Linked DNA regions of Mus musculus: region 1 is linked to region 2. A link is a loop called in an ENCODE intact Hi-C map of the cell type or tissue named here. Cell type or tissue: heart. All regions are shown on one strand. Each heading gives the region's core, and the rest is flanking DNA. Links, peaks and the distances in the headings are about the cores only. Region 1 overlaps Gm42398 (a long non-coding RNA gene). Region 2 overlaps Blm (Bloom syndrome, RecQ like helicase).

Evidence for each region. Peaks named below come from ENCODE experiments on the same cell type or tissue, not always from the same donor. Only the 100,000 strongest peaks of a DNase experiment are listed, where the experiment ranks them.
Region 1: it touches region 2 in a loop (2.6-fold over the local background); 2 of 42 quality-filtered maps call a loop at or near these places.

The regions. Positions count from the first base shown.
Region 1 is chr7:80,536,442-80,548,841 of GRCm38, reverse strand. Gm42398 (a long non-coding RNA gene) reads left to right here. Exons shown (of 4, transcript XR_882249.1): 4 at 5,506-5,682. Among named protein-coding and RNA genes, the nearest start is that of Blm, 7.5 kb to the right of the region's middle. In heart, for the core only: no CTCF peak of the experiment used is centred there; no DNase peak of the experiment used is centred there; H3K27ac peaks cover 237 bases.
Region 2 is chr7:80,470,052-80,475,051 of GRCm38, reverse strand. It overlaps Blm (Bloom syndrome, RecQ like helicase), which reads left to right. Exons shown (of 22, transcript NM_001042527.2): 15 at 828-1,023. Among named protein-coding and RNA genes, the nearest start is that of Blm, 63 kb to the left of the region's middle. In heart, for the core only: a CTCF peak has its summit at 3,100 (motif pointing right); no DNase peak of the experiment used is centred there.

The DNA.
Region 1 (12,400 bases), core at 4,275-9,274, 70 kb before region 2:
CAAGGGCATGATGCTGGCCAACTCTCAGCCTCAGCACCACAGAGAGAGCTCTGCCAGGTCAGCCACAGTTCAGAGCTTGTCCAACTTCAAACAAGGGAGCTGGGACTTTCCCAGCCCTGCCAGTCTGAGACCACAATCACATGAAGGGGACACACAAACTTGTGGGCAGCATGACCATGTAGCTCATAGCTGTCCAGAAGCCCAAGCGTGACCAAACAAAGTCACAAGGTAAAGCATGAAAAACAAGGGGTTCTGTGCTTGGGGCTTGGATCCAATCCTCAGAGCCAAAAGGAAAAGAAACAAAAAAAAAAGAGAAAACAAGCCGGGCAGTGGTGACTCACGCCTTTAATCCCAGCACTTGGGAGGCAGAGGCAGGCAGATTTCTGAGTTCGAGGCCAGCCTGGTCTACAAAGTGAGTTCCAGGACAGCCAGGGCTATACAGAGAAACCCTGTCTCAGGAAGAGAGAGAGAGAGAGAGAGAGAGAGAGAGAGAGAGAGAGAGAGAGAGAGAGAGAGAGAGAGAGAAACAGAGAGAGAGAGAGAGACAGAGACAGAGAGACACAGAGAGAGAGAGAGAGAGAGAAACAGGGGTGTGTTTGTAGCTCAGTGGTAGAGCAGTTACTTAGATTGATCAGGCTGTAGGTTCAATCCCCAACATGGAAAGAAGGAAAGGAGGGAGGGAGGAGGGAGGAAAGAAAGGGAAAGTAGTTGGGGAAAGAGGAACAGATGGGGCACAGGGAGCGAAGATGCTGAGGCTGGAGGGTGGCCGCAGAAATGGCACAGTGATTGCAAGACACAGATGAAACCTGGAAACCCCGCAGCCTTTGCCACTGCAGACTCCAAAGCAGAAGGCCTTGGCAGACTTCTCTGAAAGATGTTTTGACTAATTTAGGAGTCAGTCACTTAGCAGATGATTTATTTTAAGAGTTTTCTCCTGGAAACCCAGTGGAAAGTATCCTGGGCCTGTCCATTCATATTTCAAGATAATAAAGCCTTGTCTCTTTGATAGTGATGAGTCTCGTCCTGGCAAGAACTCTGAGTGGCACCTGGGTGGGTGGGGTCAGGCTTCTACACATAACTTGACCAATTTTTGTCATCAAGATCCTATTCTGTCTTTTTTTCTGCCCACATTCGTTAAATCTATCATGTAAGGCTTGTCTAGGAGAATTCCCACTTTATTTCCTGACTGACTTAGAGAGTATGTGTCCAGTTACATTTATTCCCTGGCTGACTTAGAGAGTATGTGTCCAGTTACATTTATTCCCTGGCTGACTTAGAGAGTATGTGTCCAGTTACATTTATTCCCTGACTGACTTAGAGAGTATGTGTCCAGTTACATTTAAGCCAAAGAACAAGGGTGCTTCAGTTACAAGCATGAGGGGCAGTAAGATTGCTCAGCAGGTAAAAGCACTTGCCTCACAAGCTACAGCCAGAGTTCAGTCCCCAAAACCCACAGCAGAAGGGAGTGACCACTGTCCCTGCCCTCGACACACCCACCATGGCACATGTGTGCCACCCAAGAATAAACAACGTACTTAATTTTAAAATTATGTATTTATTATTATGTATGCACACATTCATGGGCACCGAGGCACACTCGTGGAGACCAAAGGACATCTCATGAGAACCGGTCCTCTCCCTCCCTTCTGTGGGCTCTAGAGTTCAAACCCAGCTTGTCAGGTTTGGCAGCAAACGCCTTCACCCACTGAGCCATCTCACCAGCCTCGTGAATGAGTGATCTTAAAAAATCTGAGTACAGAAAGTCTTTTAAGCTCTTTTATGATAATTTTGTATATGGTAATATTTCTTTTCTATTCTTGTTATTATTTAAGGTGTCTTATTTCTTAAAAGTATTTTCAGAATAGGCATTCATATCTTTTCAGTTAAAATTTATTAAAATCTTCTCATTTTCTAAAATTAGGTATTCTAGACTCAAAACCCAACATCCTCAAAGACACTCTCTCTCTTCAGTTGTCAGGAGGATGTATTTTTGGTCAGGGGTAGTATTGAGACAGTTATTTGGATAAAGCCCAGTTGCTCTCATGTGACTCGGGGACATTTGCTCCTTTGGAGTGTGCTTGCAGGGAAGGAACTGGGACCTGGACAAGGACACACCATACTGGCCAGAACTGGTTTTGTACAGCATCACCTGAGGTTGGGTTTGAACAGTGAGGTAGGTGCATGCAGTGTCTTGGGATCCAACATACAAGAAAACAAAGACCTTCCCAGGCTCAAGCATAGAGCCAGTGGTTCAGGTTTGTCTGCATCTGAAATCAAAGTATATTTCTTATCCCAGTTACAGTGGGCCCCTTTCTCCACCTTCTTTTTTGTTTTGTTTTGTTTTGTTTTTCAACAGGGTTTTTCTGTGTAGCCCTGGCTGTCCTGGAACTCACTTTGTAGACCAGGCTGGCCTCGAACTCAGAAATCTGCCTGCCTCTGCTTCCCGAGTGCTGGGATTAAAGACGTGCACCACCACGCCTGGCTTTCTCCACCTTCTTAATCTCTTTGGCGAAAGCAGTGCTTTCCTGATGGCAAGAAGTCTGGCAGGGTATGTCTCCTCATAAATGGACAGAGGAAAAGCACCCACAAGGACAACGCCAGAACAACCTACCACATGATCTGGGGAGAGGGTGAGCAGAAACTGTGAATCTTCCAGTGGTGATATCCCTATATACCTGAGAACATACATTTCTGTTCATGTGATCAACAGTTTTTGACCTGGAGGACATAAACAGAATAATGGCATTGTGGATTGTAGGCTTTCCACCATAGGCTTAAGGTGAGACAGTTGTGTTCTACTATAGAACATACTGGAACACCATTAAAAGTATCTAATGACTTTAACCAAAACTTTCATCTTACCCCTTTATTCACGGGGTCAGTTTAAGGATCCTGTGAACACAGCAAACACTCATGAGCATCGCCACGCCAATAATAAGATCACGTGGTGTAAGACCTTCGGCCCTCAAAGACTGCTCCCTGCATTTGGGGTCTAGTTTGGAGTGCAGAAATGTTAAAGTCAATTGTCAAAGAAACCTAGCTGGTAGGTAAAAATAGAGATATGCCATGGACCAAGAAAGGAAAAAATTGTTGCAGTAGCTAGAACTTTTTTTTTTAATTAAATTTAATTTTTTAAAAAGATGTATTTATTTATTATATATAAGTACACTGTAGCTGTCTTCAGACACACCAGAAGAGGGAGTCAGATCTCATTACGGATGGTTGTGAGCCACCATGTGGTTGCTGGGATTTGAACTTAGGACCTTTGGAAGAGCAGTCGGGTGCTCTTACCTGCTGAGCCATCTCACCAGCCCCCAATTTAATTTTTTTTAAAAAAGAAATTTAGTTACACAGCAAAATCAGTTTAAGGTACCAAGATATCTCATATCCTCCCTAGCCCACCATGCACAGTGCCCCATATATCCTCCCTAGCCCACCATGCACAGTGCCCCATGAATAACATCCTCCACCAAAAGGCACTTTTCTACAGTTGATGAACTTTTCCTGGAATGTCTCCATCACCCACACTCTCTAGTTTAAGATTTGCTCGGGAGCCTGAAAAGGTGCTTCAGTGGCTAAGAGAATTCACTGCTCTTATAGAGGACTCAAGTTCAGTTCCCAGCACCCCAGTTAGGCTGCTCACAACTATCTGCGACTTCAGCCCCAAGGTGATCTGATGCCCCCCCCAGACACACACACAGAGACACATACACACACCACAAATTAATTAATTTTCTTAAAATTAGAAAAAATAAAATCAAGAATAAGTAAAAAACCAACTGTCCACCTTAGATTCCTGAGAACTGGCAAAGGTTGGAAATGGGCACCGAGGGGAGCTCCCGGCTCCCGAGAGGGCAAAGGCAGAGGTTATGGTTAGAAATCTGACAAGAAACCCAGTGCTCTGGCTATGGCCCTTGTGTGTCCCACCAAATGGAGGCCAGGCAAGCCTGGATCCCATCAGTTGGAAAGTAGGAGGTGCTGGCAGAAGGGTTCAGAAATTCAAGGTCATCCTTGGCTAGTCAATGAGTTTCACACCAGCTTGGCCTGCATGAGACCCTGTCTTTAAAAATGTAAAAAAGAGAGCAAGAGGACTGTTGGAAGATAAAGAGGTCTTTCCTTTATAGACTACTCCGCCTTGGGTATGTGTTATAGCAACAGAAAACACACTAAGACCTACAATGGAAAGTCTGTTATAGCAGCCACCTGGCTTTGGTGATGGCCTCAGTCACAGAGTGTAGTAACTACTTAACAAGGACATGGCTGCACTCTTGAATCTGCTGCCAAATCCAGCCCCTTGATTCAAGAAAGAACTGGAAATATACTTTAAAGGGTCAAATGGGGATGGGGAGGGGAGCTCTTACTACATTCAATTTCACATTAACTGTAAGGAACTGGAGTGTCTTACTATCTCATTTAATCAGGCGACACCACAGTTGGTATGGTTAGCAATGTAGTAGAGAACTCACAGCCTTCCTTTCTTCTCTAGCTTTCCCCAAGCTAGGCTCTTCCCTGGTCATAGAAAGTCTGCTGTGATAAATCAGCCAGCCTCCAGGCTGGGCCTGAAAGCTATTTTATACTAAAGTCAAACTAGGTTCATGCCTGTTTATGATTAAATCCCTGCTTCTTAAGGATTGGGCTACACCTCGCCTATAACCTTAACTATGAGTTGTTCTGTACTGCCTGTTCAAGGAAATGATAATGATGCCGTTGTTTCAGAAAGTACGACACCTCGTTACCCCTGTTATGACCCCTTATTATGACTGCCTTGCAATCACATCTTTGTTTCAGGTTGTTATGACAGGCATGTCATGCTTGTTCCACTTCTGGGGCTCCGCCTACTTGCCTGCCAAATCCTCCATTTGGAACCCCCTACTGCTGAACTATAGAGACCCCTATGTCATCCAAGTCCAGTACTTATCTCTTGAACCCCACCTTTAGAGAGATATAATTTGTGCACACAAATAAAAAGGTTTTCTATAATTAATTTCTTGCTTTAATTAACTTGGCGTTGATGTTTTAGGATTGTGGTCTTTCTCCTCACATCTGTGGGATTAACCGCTGTAGCTCCAGATACCACATCAAGGCCTAACAATGATTAGCAAAAGAGGAGGGCTTTTCCTAGCTCTTTTTGGGAACCAGGAAACTTTCCTTGGGCATCTTCCTGTGAGATGTCTCTTCATGTCTCATTGGTCAGAACCCTCCAATGTGGCAATGCTAGACCAATCACCATCAAGGAATGAACCTGTCTAATCAGGACTCGTTGTGTGTGAAGGCAGGAGGTTATAACATTAAAACCAAACCCACAAGACAGTTGTGAGGTTTTTAGTGTTTTGGAATTAGCAGTAGAAAGGCTGTGTCTATTTAGAGAACTGTGTAAAGACAATGTGACCAGTGGAGATTAGTAAGGTGAAAGTCAACGACTTGGATAGCTGACCAGAACTGCCTTTGGGTATTTTATACATTTTATTTATTATATTTCCTTTCTTGTTTTTTCTTTCAATACAGGTATCTGTGTATGATCTTGAACTTCACATCCTCCTGCCTCAGCACTGAAAGCTCCAGGATTAGGAAGGACACTCTCTGCCACACTTGGCCTTCTTTGTATTTGAGTTCTTTAGACAGGACTGGACCTGAGGTACACAACCTACTCTAAAGAGGGTCAGGGAGAAAAGGGAAGCAGCTCCCCCAGGGTAGGGGTGCCTGCACATCAGATGCCACGAAGCTAGGAGGGCATCGCTAAGCAATAGACAGTTGCTCCATCACTCTGGGTTTGCAGGATCACAGTTAACTCTTTTTTCTTTTTTAATGGTGGAAGAGAGCAAAGTACTTACTGTAATGCGGTACTACTAGGACTTGTTTAAAGAGGGAAAAAGCCTTTTAGGTTTTGAGATCAAGGTAATTATTTAATGGTGTTAGCTTGGGTTAGCTGCAATAGCAGTTTTGTATTGAAGCATATTTTACTATTTCCTGCCAGCAAAGGCCAGACATGGACAAGAAGGTATGCATTAATGGAATGACATGGAGCTCGGGCCTCTTGAGAGCAGCCGCTTCTCCAGAACAGAGAGTGTCTCTATTTCACCAATACACTGTGTACACCCAATGAGCTAGGGACAAGCATAATTGTAATCTATTTTAGCAGCCTCATGGCTCTTAAGGACACAGAAGAAAGGGAGATTAAGAAATCTCTTTTGAGGCCCTTTAATGAGGAGGAGGCCAACAGAAGGCTGCTAACATATTAGATAAGAACACAGTTTCTAGGAAATGTTATCTAAATCATTTTTAAGAAATAGAGGGTACGGGAGTCCCAGCTGACTTGCAGATTAAATATGCACATCTGAGCTCATGCCTTCCAAGTCCCTGATATGCTATAGGTAAGCTATGTTTTAACTACAACAAATCCACAAGGATAAGAAGAATAGAATGGATAACAGCAGCAGTGTGTAGCTGCTCAAAAACAGAAGAGTGTAGAGATCGTAAGCAGAGTCAAGATACGCATGACAGATCTGGGGCCAGCCATGGGCAGGACAAGAGAACTAGGTTATGCAATTTCTGGGCTGGTAAATTCAAACTCTGTAAGGTGGCCTTGTGGTACAGAAGACGCTGGAGAAGAAGTGGTGTGTGTGTGTGTGTGTGTGTGTGTGTGTGTGTGTGTGTGTTTGTGTGTGTGTCTGTCCGTGTATCTGTGTTTATGTGAGCATGTGCTGTATGAATTTATGCCGCAGTGTGTGGGTGCCCCCTGAAGTTAGAAAGAACGTCAGATCCCCTGGAGCTGGAGGAACACTTGGACATGAGCTGCATTACTGGGTGCTGGGGATCAAACTGGAGTCCTCTGGATGTGCAGGAAGTCCTCGGTCTCTAAGCCATCTCTATTGCCCCAGTGTTCTGGCTTCAAAGCCACCAGGGGGATTGGGAGTGTAACCAGTTAGTATGGTGTATGTCTAGTGTGCATGAAGCTCTGAGTTAAATCCCCACGGCTGCATGAACTAAGCCTTTCATCTCAGCACTTGGGAGGTAGAGGCAGAGGAACAGAAGTTCTAAGTCATCTTTAGCTACACAGTGCATTTAAGACCAGCCTGGGATACATAACCTTTTGTCTATAAGTAAGTAAGTAACTGAATAAATAAATGCCACTAGGAAGACCCAGCATGGCTAATAAAATCTTAGATTGTCTACTGTAAAATTCCTCTTGCATGAAAAAAAAGCCCAATCTTTGTTTTGTTTTTGTTTTTCTTTCTGGCTTTTCACTGATTAGACAAAGCCTGCCCATGTTAGAGGGGGTGTTATGACCTGAATGCTTATGTTGAAGCCCACACCCACACCACAGTAGTATTTGCAGGAGGGTATGAAGGATGACTGAATACTGACGGAGACTTCAGACTATTCATGTCATAAGAACACACACACACACACACACACACACACACACACACAAACCAGGTGTGGTAATACACTCCTATAATTCCCATACCTGGGACACAGACCCAGGAGGCTCAGAAGAAGTTCAAGGTCATTTTCAGCTACATAGAGAGTTTGAGACTAGCCTGGACTACATGAGACCTTGTCTCAAAAAAAATTTTTTTTTAAGTTGGGCATGAGGCAGAGGCAGGCAAATTCTGTGTATTTGAGGCTAGCCTGGTCTACAGAGGGAGTTCTGGGATAGCCAAAGCTACCTAGTAAGACTTTGTCTCCAAAAATACAAATGTAATTATATATATAATATGTGTAATATTATATATATAATGTGTATATATTTACACACACACACACACACACACATATAATGTGTATGTATCTACAACTCCTCTTTGGACTCGGGAGTTGCCCTGCAGACTCTATAAACAGACAAGACTAAAAGTTAAATGGAGTCACAAATGAAGCTCCATCTCTAACTGTCCTCGAAATCCAGAGAAACAGCCAAGTTTGCTCAACGGGCAAGTTTCTGTTGGCATTGCAATGAGCCTCCCTCCACTTTACCTCTATATCCCTTAATCCTGTAATTCCCATAAAAAGGAACATGAAGAACAGACACCCGCTTAGCGCCCCAGTCTGTCCCTGCCTCACAGGGACAGTGCCTCGGGAAAGACCTCTGCTCTCTGCTCTGCTCTCTTTCAACCCTTCTCTGTCTGGAAAACTGACCACTCCCTGCCCTGACCAGCAGAATTCTCAGGCTCTTTTATAGACTGAAGTGACATCAGATTCTACAACTAAAAATATAAAGTGAAGCCTGGTGACTCGTCCCTAGAATTCTAGTAATTGAGAGACTGAGGCAGGAAGTTTGCCATGAGCTTGGGGTTACCCTAGGCTACACAGAGCCTTTGTCTTAAACAAACACACAAACCTTAATTAATGTGATAATCAAAGCCTGTCTTGTATGGCTTTGAGTCAGGGTCTTCTTACATAGCTCAGGCTCATGATGTCTTTCTGACTCCACTTCCTAAGTGTGGAGTTTCTGACAAGAGCCACCTCATCCAGCTCCCTACCCCTGCAGGACTTCATGTAGCCCATGGCTGATGGGATGGGACTGCCAGTCACCAAAGGGGGTGAAGCTCAGTGAGCATGGTGGATTTCTTAGACCTGTAAGCTCAGAGGTCTGCACACTCAGTCAACTCCTGGTGACCATCTTACCTCAAGAAGCTTTGGCCAACAAATATTTTCACTTTCATATTTATGAGATGAAAGTTCTTTACCATCACCTAAAGATTGTCTCCTCCAAGGTAAAAAAGTTTTGTTGTATACCGGCCTGCGGCCTATGTGAACTGGGTACACCTGGGAGGCAGGCTGGGGCTGAAAAAGACTTAGGCAGCAAGAGAGATTAATGGAGACCAAGGCACGATTCTGTTCAAGGCCAAGACAGTTTACTAAGAGAGTGTGCTTATAAGGGGGAAGGCCCATCCCCCGCCAGTCCATTCCTGGAGCCAGCCTGTAGGCGACATGCAGGATAGGATGTTTCTCAGGAACATATCAGGGGTCTCTCAACAGGTAGCAGTGTCTTGGAGAGAGCAGTGTCTGGTGACAGAACAAAAGAGCCATCTAGGTCCGAAGGCTCCACCCTAGGTAATCTCCTTCTAATGGCAGCAAGGTCAAAGTCTGGATCAGCCTGCTTCAGGCTGGGGGAGCCTACAAAGTTTTGCCTCGTGGATGCACAAAATGTAAATGACTCTCACAGCCGGCTTTACATACACCACTCATAATGCAAGGTTTGACAAACACTCCCCATTCCCTTTGGAGTTCCTGACAACAGTAGCATTAACCAAGATATCCATTTTATTACAGGGCTCTAGACCTTAGCACAACTGACTCCATGATGGAAGTACCACTCAGGCTGTAACACTCAGCGTGCAGCCAGCACCACCTGCCCAAATGAAAACAAAGACCTAATCTATCAAGTCATATAGTTCTGAGGAAGTCTCAAAATGGACTCAGCTTGCTTTTTGGTTTCTGTAGTTCTGCTTCTGGCTAACTGTTTTTGTTAACTGAAATATGTCAACCCAGGACATGGTTTTTTGTGCTAAAAAGCTCACTCTGAGAAAGACTTGGGGCTACATTGGGATTCTGAATACCCAGTGTGGCTGCCAACTGGCTAATAAAGACTGTCTATTGGCAAAAGCCTATGACTGAGCATCCTTCTCTGGTGGATGTCCCACAACATTTCCTCTTGTTAGAATATACAATATGGGTGTGCCCATCCCCAATATAGGGGATTTTGAGCACTCAGGGCAAATATTCTACCTTTGAACTACACTCCCAGCCCCACAATAAAATTGAAATCATCTCTAAATTGCAATACCTAACACAAGATGGATGGATGGTTAGAGGCTTTTCTTTTTACTTTTTCTTTTTCTTTTTCTTTTTTTTTTTTTTTTTTTTTTTTGGGTTTTTGAGACAGGGTTTCTCTGTGTAGCCCTGGCTGTCCTGGAACTCACTCTGTAGACCAGGCTGGCCTCGAACTCAAAAATCTGCCTGCCTCTGCCTCCTGAGTGCTGGGATTAAAGGTGTGCGCCACTACGCCCGGCTAGAGGCTTTTCTGTCCTCAATTTGTTTTGAGACATGGCCTCCACTCTGCAGTCCAAGCTGGTCTCATACTCATGGCAATTCTACCTCAGAGTTCTGGGAGTACAAGTATGACCAGACATATCCAGCTGTAAGTACTGCTTAAAAAACAACACAACAAGACAACATTAAAAAGAAAATTCAGTCTGGTTTTGGTGGTGCATGCCTTCTCTTCCAGCACCTACAAGACAAAGGCAGGCATATCTCTGTGGGTTTGAGGCCAGCCAGGACTACATAGACAAAAAAAAATGAAAAAAAAAAAGTTCAAGGTTGGTTGAAACCAAGGACTATGTGGATGTAGAACCCCGCCCCCCTCTTTCTCTTTCTCTCTCTCTGAGACACATGCTGTTGCCAGGCAAACCTCTCATCACCCACTCTTACTATCACAAAGTCCCCCCAGATGTGATCCTGCATATGCAGATGTGGAGGGTCTGCTGATACCGTGACCTGAGATAGCATGTTCGTGGCTTCGATTGCTACCATTTTGTGTAGAGACAGAGTCTGGCTCTGTAGCTCCATCTTCTTGCATTTCATCAAAGCTGCCTTGTAGTCTTTCTATCTTGCTGAGCTCTGAGGAAGGTTGTACTGAAGGTGGAATCCAGAGCCTTCTCTGTGCTAAGCTAAGCTCCTGCTCTACCACTGAGCTGTAACCCTTCCCCGATTTCCTGGCCTTACCGTTAAGTCTGAAAAGTGTGAGGAGAGAGACCCAACCTACAACCATCTAACTGCAGCATCATTTATTTTAGAGGTGCACCCGAGACTGATCAGCTGGCTGTCCCACCCTAAATTGGAATTTTAGAGATCAGCCCTGAATATGAGGAAGACAGGCTTTTATAGCTCAGGGTAGGGGGTTTCCAAATGAGGGGTTTGGTGGGCAAAATACTCAGGGTTACAGGAGCAGAACATACACATAGCAAGCTAGTTATAATGACCTCCTGAAATGAAGATGTGATTGCCATTCCTAGAATAGGCGGTACAGAACCATGTGTACTTATAGGTGGGACATAGGGACATTGAGAAACAGAGGCTGAATCATAAACAGAAGTGAACCTAGTTTGTTTTTACTATAAGATGACTTTTAAGCCTTACATGGAAGCGTGCTGGTCTTTCACTTGCCCTCAGATCAGGGCACCTTCTCTGCAGTCTTTTCTGGTCCTCCACATCTGCATTTGCATCCCTGTTGTGATAGCATAACTTGAGCTAGCATGTTCATGACATTGATTGGTACTGTTTTGTTTTGGGACAGGGTCTGGCTACATACCTCAGGCTGACCTCAAATTGGAGATCTTCCTGCATCTGCCTCCCGAGTGTTTCAATTATAAGCATGCACCACCACAGCTAACTTGTATTGCTACTATGAATATTAACTTATGTATTGTCCCTCTCGACAGACTGAGCCCAGATGTATTGTAGTTCTTCAGGGCCCATCTAGCACAATGACTTGACTAGGGACAGAGAAGTGAAGATAAACGAAAAAGGAGAATGTGACATGCAGGCACATTTAGCTAAGTGTTCCTTCAGGAAGTTGTGAGCATCACACTTACTGCCTGGGTGCGACCACTTGAGTCCCAGTGTTGTTGGTTCTACTCTTTTTGGTAGATTGTTCATATCTTCTTCTTACCTCTATTCTGTATGCTTTTCCATTTGCTATTTAAAAACTGCTTAATTATTGGGGTCTGGTGCTGCAGGCATGCTCCTTGGAAGGCAAGGGCATTAAAATTTCAATGCATAGCTGGGTAGTTGTGTTAACCACCTTTAATGCCAACACTTGGGAGGCAGAGGTAAGTGGATCTCAGAGTTCAAAGCGAGGCTGATCTACAGAGTGAGTTTCAGGACAGCCAAGACTACACAAAGAAACCCTGTCTCAGAAAGAAAGAACAAACAAAAGAGAGAAAGAAGAAATGAGGAGGAAAGGAAGGAAGGAAGGAAAAAGAAAAGGGAAAAAGAGAAAAAAAAGGAAGGAAGGAAGGAAGGAAGGAAGGAAGGAAGGAAGGAAGGAAGGAAATTTCAAGGCATGCCTGCACTTCCTAGCACTCAGAAGGCAGAGGCAGGCAGATGTCTCTAAGTTTGAGGCCAGCTTAGTCTACATAATTAAGTAACAGGCTAGCTAGGGCTACATAGACGCAGCTTTAAAAACATTTTATCAGTTTGTCAGCAGGATGCCTAAAGATGCAGACACATATAGATAGTAAGAAATTTACAATAATGAAACACATGAGTCTAGTCATCATCTGCAGCTATACTTCCTTGGTTTTTGTAACTCATAATAGTTTAGCACAAATGCAATATATAGAACTTGCATATTGTATTTTGGATCTCTAGGTATTTTCACTATATGTGTCCTCTAACC
Region 2 (5,000 bases), core at 1-5,000:
ATGATTCTAATTCATATGGACCGAGAAGAACAGTCCTTGGCCTTTCTGTTTGTTCTGTTTTGTTCTTTTTTTTTTTTTTTAGATTTATTTATTTATTTATTTATTTATTTAATGTAAGTACACTGTAGCTGTCTTCAGATACTCCAGAAGAGGGCATCAGATTTCATTACGGATGGTTGTGAGCCACCATGTGGTTGCTGGGATTTGAACTCGGGACCTTCGGAAGAGCAGTCGGCGCTCTTAACCACTGAGCCATCTCACCAGCCCCTCTGTTTTGTTCTTATGGTTTTTGTCATTTTGTTTTCTTTCTGTATAAGCAACTCAGGCTTATCTACAGTTAAAATTGCATAAGTTTTTACTTTGAAATCAGTGGTTGAATAACATGAGTTAGCATACGATCACTCGGTTGCATCTTGAAGATTGATGGTAAATACTAGAGCAGATAATATCGTTGTTTCTGAGCCTGGGAAGAACCAGCAGCAATTACCTTAGGGCTAGAGACCACCCTGGAGCCCAGGCTATTGCTTACGCACCTTAACATGAATGCCATGGCTCTGTAAACAACCCCACCACACATGCCTGTCAGGGACAATCAGCACAGAAAGGTCTGCTTGCAGTTGATGCAGAATCCTTCTGATGGCGATACCAAGTCCACAGGAAGATCCTGCCACCCTGAGCAGGATCCTCTACCTCCTTGGATCTGAATAGAATCATAGGTTACCAATATGAAAATCTCACCTTGGTCATGCTAAGTACTGTTGTACACAGTTCTTTTAAATTGTTAGTTAATGCATTATGAGTCTAATAGGCTTCTATTTTCATATCAGGTTATCTGTGCGACAATTGCGTTTGGAATGGGAATTGACAAACCTGACGTGCGATTTGTGATTCATGCATCTCTTCCTAAATCTATGGAGGGTTATTATCAAGAATCCGGCCGAGCTGGAAGAGATGGGGAAATATCTCACTGCGTGCTTTTCTATACATATCATGATGTGACCAGACTGAAGAGACTTATAATGAGTAAGCCACATACCACATCCTGTCTGTCATGGTCCATCTCATGAGTACAGTCTGCCCCTGCTGTTGTAGTACTTGGGTCCTATTCTCATTAGTCATAGAAAAATGAAGGCATTTAATATATATTGTAAAGTTTATTTAGGTTTATTATAAAGATATACATTCTTGTTTAGTGAAGTCATGTGATGCTGACATGTACAAAGTGTGTTCCAGACTAGGCAGGCTAACCCTCCAGATCGTGGGTTCCTCTATACCCTTCCAGACCCAGTCTTACGCACCCTTACATATTACACCCCTTCCAGGGAAATAATGAACTCTTGAAGAACTATAAGAACCATCCAGGTTAGTGGAGAGTTGGGGAGAGCCAGGAATAGAGGTGTATGACTGAGTCTCCCTTGCTTGAACCTAGGAATTGAACTGAATGAGGCTGGCCCAGGCAACAAAATGAAACCCTGTCTCAGAAAAAATGAGAGGATAGTGAGAACCAGTCTTAGAGGAAGGAGGAAAGGAAAAAGGACAGGACGGGCAATAAAGCCAAATTCCCCTGTGAATCCATCTTCTACTTTACCCTTTTCCATTAGAGGCAGGCAGCACCTTGTGTTCAGTGTTCGCCTTTCCCAAGTGCAAGTGTCTTAGAATGTAAATGGGTGGTCTGTGAGATGTCTCAGTGGTTAGATGCTTGTCACCAAGCCTGATAACCTGAGCTCAGTACCCCCAAGAGATGTTTTCTGTCCACACATATATGAGCTAGCATATGTACATACATGCATATATTGGTGTGCATTTGTGCACATAAGTAAAATGTAAATGTAATTATGTTATAGAATCCTAAGCTTTTTACTGACTTCACGGTCATCACCGTGTGTCATCACAGCCTTGTACAGATGCCTTTCAGCGTGGGTATACTTAAATATGTCACCTTAATGTCAACTGGCTTAGGAGGCTGATTTTATCATGTGTGCTCTCTTCTTTTTTTTTTTTTTTTTTTTTTTTTTGGTTTTTCGAGACAGGGTTTCTCTTTATAGCCCTGGCTGTCCTGGAACTCACTTTGTAGACCAGGCTGGCCTCGAACTCAGAAATCCGCCTGCCTCTACCTCCCGAGTGCTGGGATTAAAGGCGTGCGCCACCACGCCCGGTGTGTGTGCTCCCTTAAATATGTTTTATAATCCTATGTTTTTGAGACTCTGGTCTCCTTTATGCTGGCACAGGTACTGATCATGGGAAATGGCACTAGCCACAGTAACTCCTGTGAAAAAGTGAGCTACAAAGAGATTTTGTAACTTGCCCTAGGGAACGTGAAGGACCATTTATGGGAGGAACGGCCTGATGCACTGGCATCATTGGTGCAGTGTGGGTCATCCTCACTTCCCATGTTAGGGCAGTTTTTTCAGTTGGGTTGGTTGTTTTGTTTTTGTTTTTTAAAACAAGGTTGCTAGTTTCTTATTGTTGTTTGTTGGGCTTTTTGTTTGTTTAGTTGGTTTTCTTTTGAGATACAGTCTCACTTGGTATAGCCCAGGTTGGCCTTGAACTTGTGATCCCCTGCCTCAGTCTTAAGTGCTGGTACTGCAGCAGTGAACCACCAAGCCACCTCTTGCTGTCTTAAATGCTTTACTACCTGTCAGCTCATTTTATCTTTACCACAGTTCTAAACGATGAGACAATTGCTTACCTTATTGTCAAGGAGAGGATGAGCTGGAGAAGTGGTGAGGCGCAGGTCCCTAATCTCCAAGTTCATCTAACTGTAAAGCCTGAGTGTGATCTTTACTGCACCAAGGATACTCAGCACAAAGCAATGAGTTGTTCATATGTGGATGGCTGGTTTGTATTCTTAAACAGAACCTGGACAAGCAGCCTTCCATGTATGGTGCCTTGATTGATTTCAGCTTTATGATAGCTTAATTTGTTCAATTAAGCCATACTTTAAATTTTAAATTTGGTAGGGGGAGGCTTGGGAGGAAGGCTCTAATTTTTTTTTTTAACATTTATTTATTTATTTATTTATTTATTTATTTAATGTACTTGAGTGCCCTGTTGCTTACTTCAGACACACCAGAAGAGGGCGTCAGATCCCATTACAGATGGTTGTGAGCCACCATGTGGTTGCTGGGAATTGAACTCATAGCCTCTGGAAGAGCAGCTAGTGGTCTTAACCGCTGAGCCATCTCTTCAACCCCATCTAAAATTTATTTTATATGTATATGTAAATGCCCGAATGTACATGTCAACCACATGTGTGCCTGGTGCCTGTGAAAACTAGAAGAGGGCATCAGATTCCTTGATAGCTGAATATGGTCTGCCATGTGGGCCCTGAGAACCAAACCTATATCCTCTACATGAACAGCAAGTGCTTTCAACCACTGAGCTATCTCTCCACCCCTATACTTTTATGAGCTAGTGAAATACAGTTTGATTTTATCTTGTGATGTGTGGTGCTGGCAGCCTCAACTTGCAGTCAGCCGTACAATCGCCAGGGTCAGTGACCAGCAGTTTACACCTGCTATGTTACCCAGCATCTTCAGGGACATTAAGTGCATGACCCATGTATATTTTCAACTCAAAACAGGCTTGTCAAAAATATGGTCTTTCGCCAGGCAGTGTTGGCTCATGCCTTTAATCCCAGCACTTGGGAGGCAGAGGCAGGCGAACTTCTGAGTTCCAGGACAGCCTGGTCTACAAAGTGAGTTCCAGGACAGCCAGGGCTACACAGAGAAACCCTGTTTCAAAAAACCAAAAATAAATAAATAAATAATGGTCTTTCATAACTCTTAAAAAAATTTGTGTTATTAAGTCTAAGTATTCAAATCACGATAACCTAGCAACCATTTGAAAAAATAATACTCAGAAAATGGAAGTACAATAGTAATTTGATTCTTTAATAATAATGATTGCCTATTAATGGAAAGTATACACCAGTGGTTTTTATTGCATTTTAATTTATTTCCTGTGTGTACATGCACAGGTGCATGCCACAGTGCATGTGTCGTGGTCAGAGAACAACTTACGTGAGTTGGTTCTCGCCTTTTACCGTATAGGTTCCAAGAATTAAGCCCAGGTCATCGGGCATAGCAGAAAGCACCTACCCTGCTCAGCGCCTCACCAGCCTCATTTCTTGATCTTAAACTTCGGACTCAAATAGCTTATGTGCACTCCTAGCTTCTGTTTTGTGTAAGCAAATGTGGGGGTTGGTAGGGATCAAACCAGGGCCTTGCATGTACATGCTAGGCAAGCTTTGTTCCACTGAACGACATCCCCAGGCCTTGGGGCTTTTGTTGGGTGGTTGTGGTAGTTGTTTGAGACTAGCTCTCAATTATTAAGCCCTGGCTGGCCTAGAACGCACTGTGTAGACCAGGCTGGCCTTAAACTTTCAGAAATATACCTGCCTCTGCTGCCTCAGTGCTGGAATTAAAGGTGTGTGCCACCATGCCTGGCCAGTCCTGTCTGTTTGTTTGTTTGTCTGTTTTGAGACAGGGTTCTCACTATGTAACCCAAGCTTTTATCAGACTCATGATCCTCTTGCCTCATTACTGGGCTGGGATTACAGACATGTACCACCAGCCTTGTCATATTTGCTTTACGGGACTACACCACAGCAACTTTAAAGTTCTAACTTCACAAGCCTGTGACTCCAACACAAATATATTATATTTAATATCATGAACTACCTCAAATGACCAGTTTGGACAATGTGCAACAGATGAGGGCATTGCTATTTCCCTTAAATCTAGGACACCCTGTCTCTGAGTTCCCCAGAAATCCCCTGGATTCTTGACCACAGTTTCAGAAGTCCTAGTGCACTAGGACTTCAACTATGGATTCTGCCTGCTTCCTCTAGATATCCAGCTCAGCACATCTGCTTAGAGAGAGAGAATTAACTCCATCATTGGGGGTAATAAAAACGTAAAGAAATTTTCAATTAAAAAAAAAATAAACATTTTAGGATGAAATAGCTTATGAAAATCCCAATATTTTGGAGCCTGGGG